Linked DNA regions of Homo sapiens: region 2 is linked to region 1. Evidence: chromatin contacts called from ENCODE Hi-C data. All regions are on one chromosome and are shown on one strand. Each heading gives the region's core, a stretch centred on a gene start or an enhancer-like site at or near the end of the contact. The rest is flanking DNA. Distances are from core to core; before and after follow the strand shown.

Evidence for each region. Hi-C counts contacts between places; a loop is a spot of excess contacts on that map. Pooled maps may share reads with other maps.
Region 2: a map of naive thymus-derived CD4-positive, alpha-beta T cell shows a loop between it and region 1 (13-fold over the local background). The contact joins two enhancer-like sites. A Hi-C loop is called at or near these places in 2 of 168 maps with a recorded cell type or tissue (CD4-positive, alpha-beta memory T cell and naive thymus-derived CD4-positive, alpha-beta T cell), 1 of 37 single-sample maps with no recorded cell type and 8 of 50 pooled maps.

The regions. Positions count from the first base shown.
Region 1 is chr1:200,095,347-200,101,191 of GRCh38, forward strand. The region is part of intron 5 of NR5A2 (nuclear receptor subfamily 5 group A member 2); the gene reads left to right. Among named protein-coding and RNA genes, the nearest start is that of NR5A2, 71 kb to the left of the region's middle. Within about 2 kb of position 3,930, at least 2 of the 41 ENCODE cell types and tissues checked have a DNase peak (open chromatin) inside an H3K27ac peak, as active enhancers do.
Region 2 is chr1:200,304,386-200,310,196 of GRCh38, forward strand. No RefSeq gene overlaps it. Among named protein-coding and RNA genes, the nearest start is that of LINC00862, 67 kb to the right of the region's middle. Within about 2 kb of position 3,231, at least 2 of the 41 ENCODE cell types and tissues checked have a DNase peak (open chromatin) inside an H3K27ac peak, as active enhancers do.

The DNA of each region.
Region 1 (5,845 bases), core at 2,680-5,179:
TCAGCCTAGTGAGAAATGCATAGGCACTTCAGATAAAGTGGCATGAGACTTCAGGGAACAAATATAGAACAATGCTGCACAAATTCACCTGACCTTGAGCACCTGGCTGGATGTCCATTGGTGAATGTTGTTAGATACTGTCTCCTACGAATGGGTTATGATTACTACTTGGTATCTTCTAAGTAAAAGTCCTTAACCATCACCAAGTAATATATTTTTTTTTTGAGATGGAGTCTCACACTCTCGCCCAGGCTGGAGTGCAGTGGTGCCATCTCAGCTCACTCCAAGCTCCACCTCCTGGGTTCACGCCATCCTCCTGCCTCAGCCTCCCGAGTAGCTGGGACTACAGGCACCCGCCACCATGCCCAGCTAATTTTTTGTATTTTTAGTAGAGACAGGGTTTTACCACGTTAGCCAGGATGGTGTCGATCTCCTGACCTTGTGATCTGCCCGCCTTGGCCTCCCAAAGTGCTGGGATTACAGGTGTGAGCCCCCGCGCCCGGCCAGCAAGTAATATTTTTTAAAAAATTTTTTGGCAGTGAAAAGTCTAATGAGACATAAAGAAATAATAGGAAAAGTACTACTAGATGGGCCTGAAAATGCTTTGGTTCTCTAACTTGTGTGTAATGGCCAACATCATTAAGACAAGGACATGTGACAGACTAATTTTGAAAATTTATTCTCATGTTACTGCATTTTTGTTATTCTAGTTATCAATCTACACCCATACCACAATGCTGCTTTATTTTGTTTGTTTGTTTGTTTGTTTTTGAGGTGGAGTCTGTCACCCAGGCTGGAGTGCACTATCTTAGCTCATGGCAACCTCTGCCTCTGGGGTTCAAGTGATTCTCCTGCCTCAGCCTCCTGAGTAGCCAGGACTACAGGTGTGCGCCACCATGCCTGACTAATTTTTGTATTTTGAATAGAGATGGGGTTTCACCATGTTGGCCAGGCTGGTCTTGAACTCCTGACCTCAGGTGATCTACCTATGTCAGCCTCCCAAAGTGCTGAGATTACAGGCGTGAGCCACTGTGCCTGGCCTGTGCTGCCTTCCTGACACTCAAACACAACAGGGTATGAGTTGTATGATCAGCTATGGAAAACAGACTGTGGTATGTATGTATGACTGATATGTGGTAACAACCCTTCTCTAGGCCTGTATCTGTCTACACAAGCAGAAACTGTTGGTCAGTTCAATTAAAAAATTAACTGATTTAATGAGTTGGCTGAATTACCTTATTGTTTGACATGAGTCAACCAGCCCACTCCAGCAAAACAGCCAACCAACTCAGTCACTCTGTAGAAGCAGCGTGTCATTGAACAACCAAACACACAGTACATCGTGCACAGCATAACGATGCTTCATAAATGATGGACTGCATATATGATGGTGGTCCCAACATATTATAATAATGTATTTTTACTGCCCATTTTCTAGTAACACAAATACTTACCATTATAAGTATTGCAGTGTAGAATAGTAACATGCTGTACAGGTTTGTAGCCCAGGAGCGATAGACTATTCCATATAGCCTAGGTTCATGGTAGGTGCTACCATCTAGGTTTGTGTAGGTTCACTCTCTGCTGTTCACACAAGGATGAAATCACCTAATGATGCATTTCTCAGAACATGTCCCCATCATTAAGCGAAGCATGACCTGCATGCATGAGTAATTATGTGTGTGAGAAGCCATGAGAATACCTCTAGAAACACAATTCTTCTTTCTCTGAAAAATGCTTTCCCTCAAAGAACAGTGCATGCTCATGGAAAATGTAAACGATTTCTTTCTATAAATATCAAACCCATTTTCTCTGTGATTCATATTTCAAATAAAACACACACAAGATCAACACTTAAATTGGGTATTATTTCTTTTTTTAAAATAAACCTTTGTCAGAATATTATTTCTTCTTTTTTTCTTTTTATTGCCACTCCTCCTCTCCAGAATATTATTCCTACTGTGTGAAATCCAAAGGCAATGGGAAGGGATACAGTTCTGTCTCTCTCCCTTCTTACAAGGGAGACAAAAGAACTCCCTTCGTCACTCACCTCTGTTAGAAATGCATTCCTTTAATACAAAGAGTATTTCTCCCATTTTATGATGAGAATAATTGGGAAAAAGAAATTCAATACTTTATCTTTCACTTCTCAGCCACCTTTGGGGAACTTATATTTTGTATATCAGGATGGCTGTGCTATGCATAACTTCTTACAGATCTTGATATGCTATCTTTCATCATTATATTCAGATATAAACCCAATAGTTGTAGAGATTACTAACAGTGAGTAAAGGAAAGGCTATCTAGAAATATGGAAGACATAAAGGGATTGTCTTGGGACTGACCTACAGAGTCCTTGCCTCATGGGGACAGATTCAACAGGGCAATGCTGACGTCTTAGGAAGGGAGTGTGTAGGCGGTGTGTATGTTGGGTGGGAATGGGAAAGGCAGTATAGTATCATAGCCTGCATATTCTTCTCCTTTAATCTAGAATAGGAAGAATATGAAAGTAGAGGTAATAAGAAATATGCCATAAGACACACCCTCTTCAGACAGTGCAAAAGAGCTAGGTGTGGTTTTGCTAAAAATCTAGCTAATGTGATTCTGATTTCAAAATCATTACCTTGCAGCTTGTGTAGAATGTTTTCCCCTGTTTAACTGGCCAGGACAAGGAAACTAAAATATTTGTCAAAACTTGTGCCTTACAATGTTGTAAATGATGTTTCCATGTCCCTCCTTTTGAGATTTAAGCTATCTAGTGGGAGTGGGTGCCCATACTCCACCCTGCCGAGCTGTAAGCAATTGTAAGAGGGGCCACTGACAACTTCACCTCTGAGTCTTCTGGGACTGAGACCCAGAATAAATGCTAGGCCTCAGTTCATCTCCCAAACAGAATCACTTTCTCTTGTTTTTCCCCCAAATCGGAAGGAGTGTCTATCTAGATTTTATGTCCAGATAATTCCAAGGTTCTATCATTTGGTATCTATGGTTTTGTATTTTGTAAACTTCCAAAGGACTTCATTTCCCAAATCACAAATTTCTTTACATTTGAAATAGAGAAATCAAATTATCATTAATGTATTTCTTTGCAGGAAAGAAACTGGGCAATATTATATTTTAAAAAAATAACTTACAGAAAAAAATAGGAAGATTGTTCTTTACTCTTATATGAAAGAGGCATAGTGAAAGAGCACTGGGCTTGGATTCAGAACACCTGGATTCCCATCCTGTTTCTGGCACCTGAGTAGCCTTATATAAACCACAGCCCACCTAGCCTGAGTTTCCTCTTCTATAAAATGATGTAGTTGAACGAAATGTAGCTATCAGATACTTTCAGCATTGATTCAGCAAATATTAATTAAGCACCTGCGGTGAGCCTAGTACCAGGGTGTGATTCAGCATGTAACAGGATGGGGGTGTCCCCAGTCCAGGTAATGAAAGGGTAGACCATTCACAGTGTCAAAGACAGAAAACTAGATAGGACCTATTACTCTTAGCATGCTATGTTTAGGGCACTGGCATAAATATTTCCCACTAAATATTCTACACTATCTAGAAATTTTTAACAAAGCAAAAATTGTTGTTTACCTAGACTTAATCTTTCTGTAGTTTAGGGCCAAACTTCGACTGTTGGAGCTCCATCTTCAATTGCTACTACTTTCTATGAATCCATTTCTGGGAATCTCTGAAGGCATAGACTGACTGTACACTTAGCACTGTGACATTAAGGGGACATTTAAATTGTGTGAAGGGACAAGTCCTCTACTTGTCCCTGGGGAACTGAGCAGAGGAATTCTCCCAGGAGCCTTTGTACCCAGAGAATTCCCATCACTGAACAGTCCTTAGGGACCTCTCCTTTACCTCTGCCCTAATTTCGGTTGTACTTTTGGTGAGTAATATTTAGGCCACTCGAATTCTTTTCTCCTTTCTTTGGCCAACTGCCTGATGGAAGCAGCCAGCCAAAAAGGACCCAAGGACATTTTAGCCTCTATAAGCCTTTTTTTTTTTTTCCTGGCTTTGTAAAGCAACCTATGAAGGAAGAAGTTGCATTAAATGACCTCAAGGGAGCCACGGAGCATGCCCTCTGGAATATCCCTCACCTTCTCCCTTTCTTCTTAATCCTACTATGCCAAGGACCTTCATTGTGCATCTATTTTACAAGCTGGAGGGCAACCAAAATCTTCCTTAATTTATGCCATAATCACTGATATCCAGATGATGGGTCTGCTGCACACCTGGATTTCTTTTATTTTATTTTATTTTTTGAGATGGAATCTTGCTCTGTCGCCCGGGCTGGAGTGCAGTGGCGCTATCTCAGCTCACTGCAACCTCTGCCTCCCAGGTTCAAGTGATTCTCCTGCCTCAGCCTCCCAAATAGCTGGGACTACAGGCACGTGCCACCATGCCCGGCTAATTTTTGTATTTTTAGTAGAGACGGAGTTTCACCGTGTTAGCCAGGATGATCCTGATCTCCTGACCTCGTGATCCACCCACCTCGGCCTCCCAAAGTGCTGAGATTACAGGCATGAGCCACCGCGCCTGGCCACACCTGGAATTCTTTTTTGGCTGATGGCATTGTTGCCTTTAAGGCGGTGTCTGGAAAATGAGAATTACAAACATAACCTCATTATGCTATTAGAAAAATGACCATCATATTCACAACTGCCTTCTTGACATTCCAAGCAACCCAGAGGAAAATATATCAAGCTGAGAAGGATTCTGTTTTTATTACTTGAATATTATCTGCCAGGTTAGACATGTGAGAACATTGCTTTAATTATACATAAGAGATTTCTAAACTGGAGAACAGGAAACAGGTAGTGGTCATAAATGAAACAATACCCAGAAAGAGAAGGCACTGGAAAATATTTCTCATTAATCTACTTTAAAATATTTCTTTTCTAGTTCATGAACATTTTGCATCACCTGAAATATTTTCCTTCGTACTTCATTTAGCATCTTTCATATTTTGCCTTTATTTATTTATTTATTTGGATTTCAGTTTAAGTATTTTTAACAGGATGTCTGCTATGTGGTGTTTTTAATAGGGTGTCTGTTAAGTTTTAGTTCTTTGCCCAAAGTTACCTGGTTAGTGAGAATACCAAGATGGGTGCCCAGGTCTCTGAGCTCCAAAGCTATGCATTTCCTTATAGTGTTTAGCAGCCCTGGCATCTGCTATAATGGAGCCTAAAATATATGCATTCTCTCCATGTCTGTGTTGTCTTGGTTTATCTTTGTAATAAAACAGACCATTAGAAAGTTGTGCTCTAGGACCAAATCGTCTTGGCTCTTCTTAACATTGCCATCAGCGTACACTGAGGGCATTCAAAAGAACACTCTCTGTGAGGCTAAATATTGTATCTACTGTGGGGATATTGTTAGAGCCCTGTTTACATAATCTGGAATTCTCTGTCTTGGAAAAACCCACAAATTTTGCTCAGGAGTCCAGTAGTAGGAGAAGATGTTTTGCAAAAAAGTGCTTTGATTGTTATCTCATGTACAAAAAGAAATCATGTCAGTAATGGGCTCTGGCTACAAGGAACCAAATTGTGGCTCATTTCCAACAACTGAAACAACCCTTATGGAGCTTATTTTGGGGCTGATCCTGATCCTTGGCTTTGACTTATTTTCCTGCCTTTATTTCCCTTTATCCTCATGTCTTCATTTATCCCATTCATCTTATATGTGAGTTTATTCATCTCACATGTAAACTGCTTCCAAATCTTTTCTTAAGGATGTGACATTATCCATATCTATATATGCATACATACAGATATTTACTGTTGAATTATTGATTCCACAGAGTGTAATACTTTGTATGCTTCCTGATGCACTAAGTATTTTG
Region 2 (5,811 bases), core at 1,981-4,480, 210 kb after region 1:
AGAAACTTGCTGAACTTGGCCCAGCCCAGCATTTTCCAAATTTATTTGGATGTGGAACCCTTTTCCAAGCAAGATTTATTAATACACTGTGGAATTTGTATTTCCAGGATTACACTTTAGGAATTGGTGATTTAAACCATCTAATATATGGAATAATTTTAGATCAAATAAAACTGAGATGTCAAGATCCACCATAAGAATTTTTTAAGAGAATTAAGAAGAAGCTGGCTCTAATTGCTATTTGTGAATTTTATAAAGTCATTTTGCTAAAAAAAAAAATAAAAATGTTTTAAATAACTGGAAGGGTAGACATCATGTCAGAATTCTGAAACTATACTAAATAAAAAGCTTCCAGAAATACCCCTTTTTCCCCCATGGGAGCTATAACCCAAAGTGTGGTACAGTTTATCTTGGTTGAGTCAGCTTCCCCATTAGCCCCAACACACCTGGAGTATTTAAAAGTAGTCCCCTAGGTATAGATTCCTGCAGCATTGGAAGTAGATTCAAGGCTCAGAAGAAAGGGCCACCCAGTCCAAACCTATTCTACTATTACTTGAGCCCCACCCTTGCCCCCCAAAAACAACCATGCACCCCAGCAGGCTCTAAGCTGCCAGAAGAACTGCATGTTTGACAAGCCTTATATGTGCTTTCTTTCCCTTGAGGCAGAGCTAACGGAGAAAAAGTACACACAAACATTACCCTTGAGAACAAGACAGTCAAGCTAGTAGTCTAAGGACTGTTCAAACTGTGACCCATCTGGACTAATTTTTATTTAACGAAAACATTTTATAAAAGGAACTCCAGGTATGTCAGGCACCTGGACTAATAGGAAGAGGGGGAATAGGCAAATGAAAAGGGCTGCATTTAGTCCTTCTCAATCGGAGAGGTTCTTCAGAAAGTGAGACAGAAGTGTTTATGTTTTTTTGTTTTTTTGTTTGAGATGGAGTCTCGCTCTGTCACCCATGCTGGAGTGTAATGGTGCAATCTCGGCTCACTGCAGCCTCCACCTCCCGGGTTCAAGTGATTCTCCTGTCTTAGCCTTCCGAGTAGCTGGGATTACAGGCACATGCCACCACGCCAGGCTAATTTGTGTATTTTTAGTAGAGACGGGGTTTCACCATGTTGGCCATGCTGGTCTCGAACTCCTGGCCTTAAGATATCAGCCCGCCTCAGCCTCCCAAAGTGCTGGGATTACAGGCGCGAGCCACTGCACCCGGCAGAAGTGTTTATGTTAAAACACCTAAAAAATTGCCGTTTGACACCCCTGCCTATCCATGGCTTCCTATAGCACACTTCCTTCTCCCTACCCCACATATGAAGGCACAGAAGGTAACATGGATGCAAGTATGAGATTATGCATTAAATTTCTCCCATATTCCTCACAACACTTAGCAGAGAACTAGATAATAAATAGATGTCCAAATAAGTAATAATTGATTGATTAATTAATTGATCAACTGATGGCCCTTCTAAAGTTACTAATTATCTGAGAGAAGCTGGACTCATAATGCAAACACTTTGTTCCTGTTTCACCCCAGGAGATTATCTTACATTTCAAGGGAACTTCACAGATTGAACTGGACTATGAAAAATGAACCAAAACAAGCTGGCAAATAGTTCTCAAATTGTATTCCACCCACAAAATTTGCATTGCTTCTGTTTGTCAAATGCCACCAGGCCCTTCATATCTATCATCTTCTCCCACATAGAATAGCCTGAAACTGTGAAGTTGTGTGTGCATACATGCTTTCTGTTACCTAATAATTATGAATTTTATGGAAACTTTCTAAAGGAATACAAATAATAGGCAAAATCTGTCTCATCTAAGCCCATCTAGTGATTGTTTTGTTTGTTTTTGAGACAGAGTCTCGCTGTCGCCCACGCTAAAGTGCAGTGCCATGATCTCAATTCACTGCAGCCTCCGGCTCCTGGGTTCAAGCAATTCTGCCTCAGCCTCCCGAGTAGCTGGGACTAAAGGCGTGTGCCACCACACTCTACTAATTTTTTGTATTTTCAGTAGAGACGGGATTTCACCGTGTTAGCCAGGATGGTCTCAATCCCCTGACCTTGTGATACACCTGCCTTGGCCTCCCAAAGTGCTGGGATATAGCCACAATGCCCAGCTATAATTATTTTAAAGTTGGATGTTTGACTTCTTTAAGATTTAAACACAGGCTTAATTTCATCACTAAGAATTACTAGCATCACATCATATACCCCATTAAACAAATGAGTCTATCCTGAGACATTTACAATCATAAACCATATTAAGACCTAGAGTCTGCTACTTAAAATTCTTTTTTTTCTTTTTTTTTTTTTTTTTGAGACAGAGTCTTGCTCTGTCGCCCAGGCTGGAGTGCAGTGGTGCGATCTTGGCTCACTACAACCTCCGCCTCCCGGGTTCAAGTGATTCTCCTGCCTCAGCCTCCCAAGTAGCTAAGACTGCAGGCATATACCACCACGCCTGGCTAATTTTTGTAATTTTATTAGAGATGGGGTTTCAACTTGTTGGCCAGGCTGGTCTCTAACTCCTGACTTCAAGTGATCTGCCCACCTCAACTCCCCAAAGTACTGGGATTACAGGTGTGAGCCACCGTGCCTGACCAGCTACGTAAAATTCTCATATTTGAATTGGCTAGACATGTTTAAAGAAGAAAAAAACTATCCAGTGTGCATAAAAATTGTAGCATGCCTCTGCATCCATGCTTCTCATACTTTCACAGGAAATGAAAGTGATACTTAATTATCAAAATAAAAATCCACAGAATCTACATGTGCAAAACAACTTCCTTTTTCTGTTATTCTCAGTCACCTAAGGACAAGAACTGAAAGAGATCTTTTGGCTGTTGGTTCCAAGAAACAAAAGTATTTTCCTATTCAGAATAAGTAATCTCTTAGGGTAACTTATATACTATTTAAACAATGATACTATGTAGTAAAATAAAATACTAATCGCCACTCAAGAAATTATATTTGATTTGATATGGAATATGTAAATGCCTCTGAGTCAACCAATAATCAAGCTCTGTGCTTTTCTCTCCATGGTGCTCAACTTCTAACAAAACGTTGTCTTTCAATTTTTGTGACCTCAAAGTCCAGGACTGCTGATTCAATCTCACGCTACTCCTCTACGAATATTTTAGGGCAGTTTGATGGGACATTATGTCCACAATCTATCCAAGCCAAATCAAGGTTATTGACAGGATCTCACATAGATAAATTTCACCTTTAAAAGTTTTCCACCGTCAGGAAAATGGGGCTGCTACAGGCTGGTGTTTATGCTGCCACCTCTCGGCCTTATAAGGAAATACATCTCAGGGAGAGGAAAGGAGAATTCTTGCTGCAAATTATATTCCTATTGTATTTATGTTAGGGCCCATGAATGCTTCTTAAATGGGGAAAGAGGAGCTCACAGCCTGCAGAATATTATGAAAGCCTGAATCCTCTCTCCAGAAAAAAAAAACACATACACAATAGTTTTTTGTAGATAAATTTGGACGTCTTGAAGCCCATCCATGTCCCACTTTCTATACTACAAATTCAGCAGAGCAACCTCATTTTTCGTGTTGTGACAAAAATTCTGTAAAATGGAAGAAACTGGACATTCTGGGAGGATGGTTAGAATATAAGATACCAATAGCATCTTATTCAGAAGAAAAATTTTGACATCAAATGATTTTTAGTTCAAAATTAGTAGTGTGTTGGGGGAAAAAAAAACCGATAAACTTTTCCCTGCAGCCAAGAATGTTTGGATTTTGTTTCAAAGTTAATCAATTGGAAAGGCTCTCTGGGAATTCTGGGTGGTATTTCCAACAGAAACATTATGCTTTTGACACCTCTATTGTTGATATGTTAAATCCTCTGGCAGTTGAGTTTTGGATCAAGTAACTCGGTGGGTCTGCTGCACGTGGTCTGTTTATTTGTTTAGCTTATAGAAATGTCTTCTGTGTTCCTATGAATATTTTTGCAGCACAGGTTACACAGAGCTGTCAGCTGCCTCCAAGTGTTTTAAGGACGGATGCTTGACTTGTTTAAGATTTAAGCACAGGCTTAATTTCATCACTAAGAATTACTAATGGCACATAATATATACCATTAAACAAATACATCTATCTTGAGACATTTTATTGTCATCAGCCATATTAAGACCCAGAATCTGTTTTGTGTGTGTGTGTGTGTTTTTTGTGTTTTTTTTTTTTTTGAGACAGAGTCTCACTCTGTAGCCCAGGCTGGAGTGCAGTGGCGTGATCTTGGCTCACTGCAACCTCTGCCTCTGGGGTCCCGGTTCAAGCAATTCTCCTGCCTCAGCCTCTTGAGTAGCTGTGATTACACGCATGCATGACCATGACCAGCTAATTTTTGTATTTTTAGTAGAGACGGGGTTTCACCATGTTGGCCAGGCTGGTCTTGAACTTCTGACCTCGTGATCTGCCTGCCTCAGCCTCCCAAAGTGCTGGGATTACAGGCGTGAGCCACTGTGCCTGGTCAAGACCCAGAATCTTAATATCTCTACTTAAAATGCTTATATTTGAACTGGCTAGGTTTGTTTAAAGGTATCAATGGGAGAGCATATCCCAGTGCTCTCCAAATCTGGAGGCCTCCTCATTCTCCCCAAAATGAAGTCATTCTTCCCATTTCCTACCTAGGGAAAAGTGTCTGGCTGAGTCGTTGGAGCATCTGAGAAACTGCTTGAACTAATCCATGCAGTCTTCCACTCTAATGGCATGATTGGCAGATACCTAAAGAGATATCGATTGGTCCAGTTCATCCAACACACTGTTCCTTTTGCCTGTCAGTGTGACCAAGGTATTAGCCCAGTAACACTTGAAACCCCTTACACTTCCCTTTCATAAAATTAGCACTCTCTTTATGAGTTCTCCCAAATATCTGCTGCATGTTAACAGAATAAACAATTTTTTTACATGTACAGTGACAGAACCTGGTCACTTGGTCTGCCTAGAGGAACAAGCAGTTCTCCCATCCTCCTTTTTGTCCTCATTAAGTTTCATTTTTATCTTTGCTGCTACTCTCATAACTCTCATATTATTCCATCAACATGCAATATTTTATCTTGGAAAGTAGATCATCATTATTTTATGGGAGAAAAAAGGTTTCTCAGTGCCCTGTGAGTGTTACTACCAGCTAAGAACAATTGAACAGACTCCTAACTGATGAAGCAGCGAGCCCTAATAGTGTTGCTGCTGCCCAGTCTGGGTTGCTTCAGGAGTTTTTACGTTTTATTAACATAATAAAATGTAGCTTCTAGAGTTATCTACAGTACGTAATTACAAATGCATATTATTGATATTATCCACGTGATGCTTGAGTTTGCTTTTCCATTAATAGAAACTCTGCATTTTATAAATTAATCATACAAAGAATGAATGATGGCTTATTCAAGTCTGTCTATAAATCGGTATTTTAGAAGCAGTTATACTCACAGTAGAGTAGCCGTTTCTTTAGTGACACAGTTTGTTCCAAAAGATGATTTTAAATGCATTTGTTCATAAACACAAAGTGGTACTATACAAGTAATAAAATGGGCCGGGCGTGGTAGCTCACACCCGTGATCCCAGCACTTTGGGAGGCCGAGGCGGTAGGATCACTTGAGGCCAGCCTCAGCAACATGGCGAGACCCTGTTCTCTACAAAAATTCACTAGGCATGGTAACACACACCTATAGTCCTGGTTACTCAAGAGACTGAGATGGGGCCAGGCACGGTGTCTCACGCCTGTAATCCCAGCACTTTGGGAGGCCAAGGTGGGCAGATCACCTGAGGTCAGGAGTTTGAGTCCAGCCTGGCCAATATG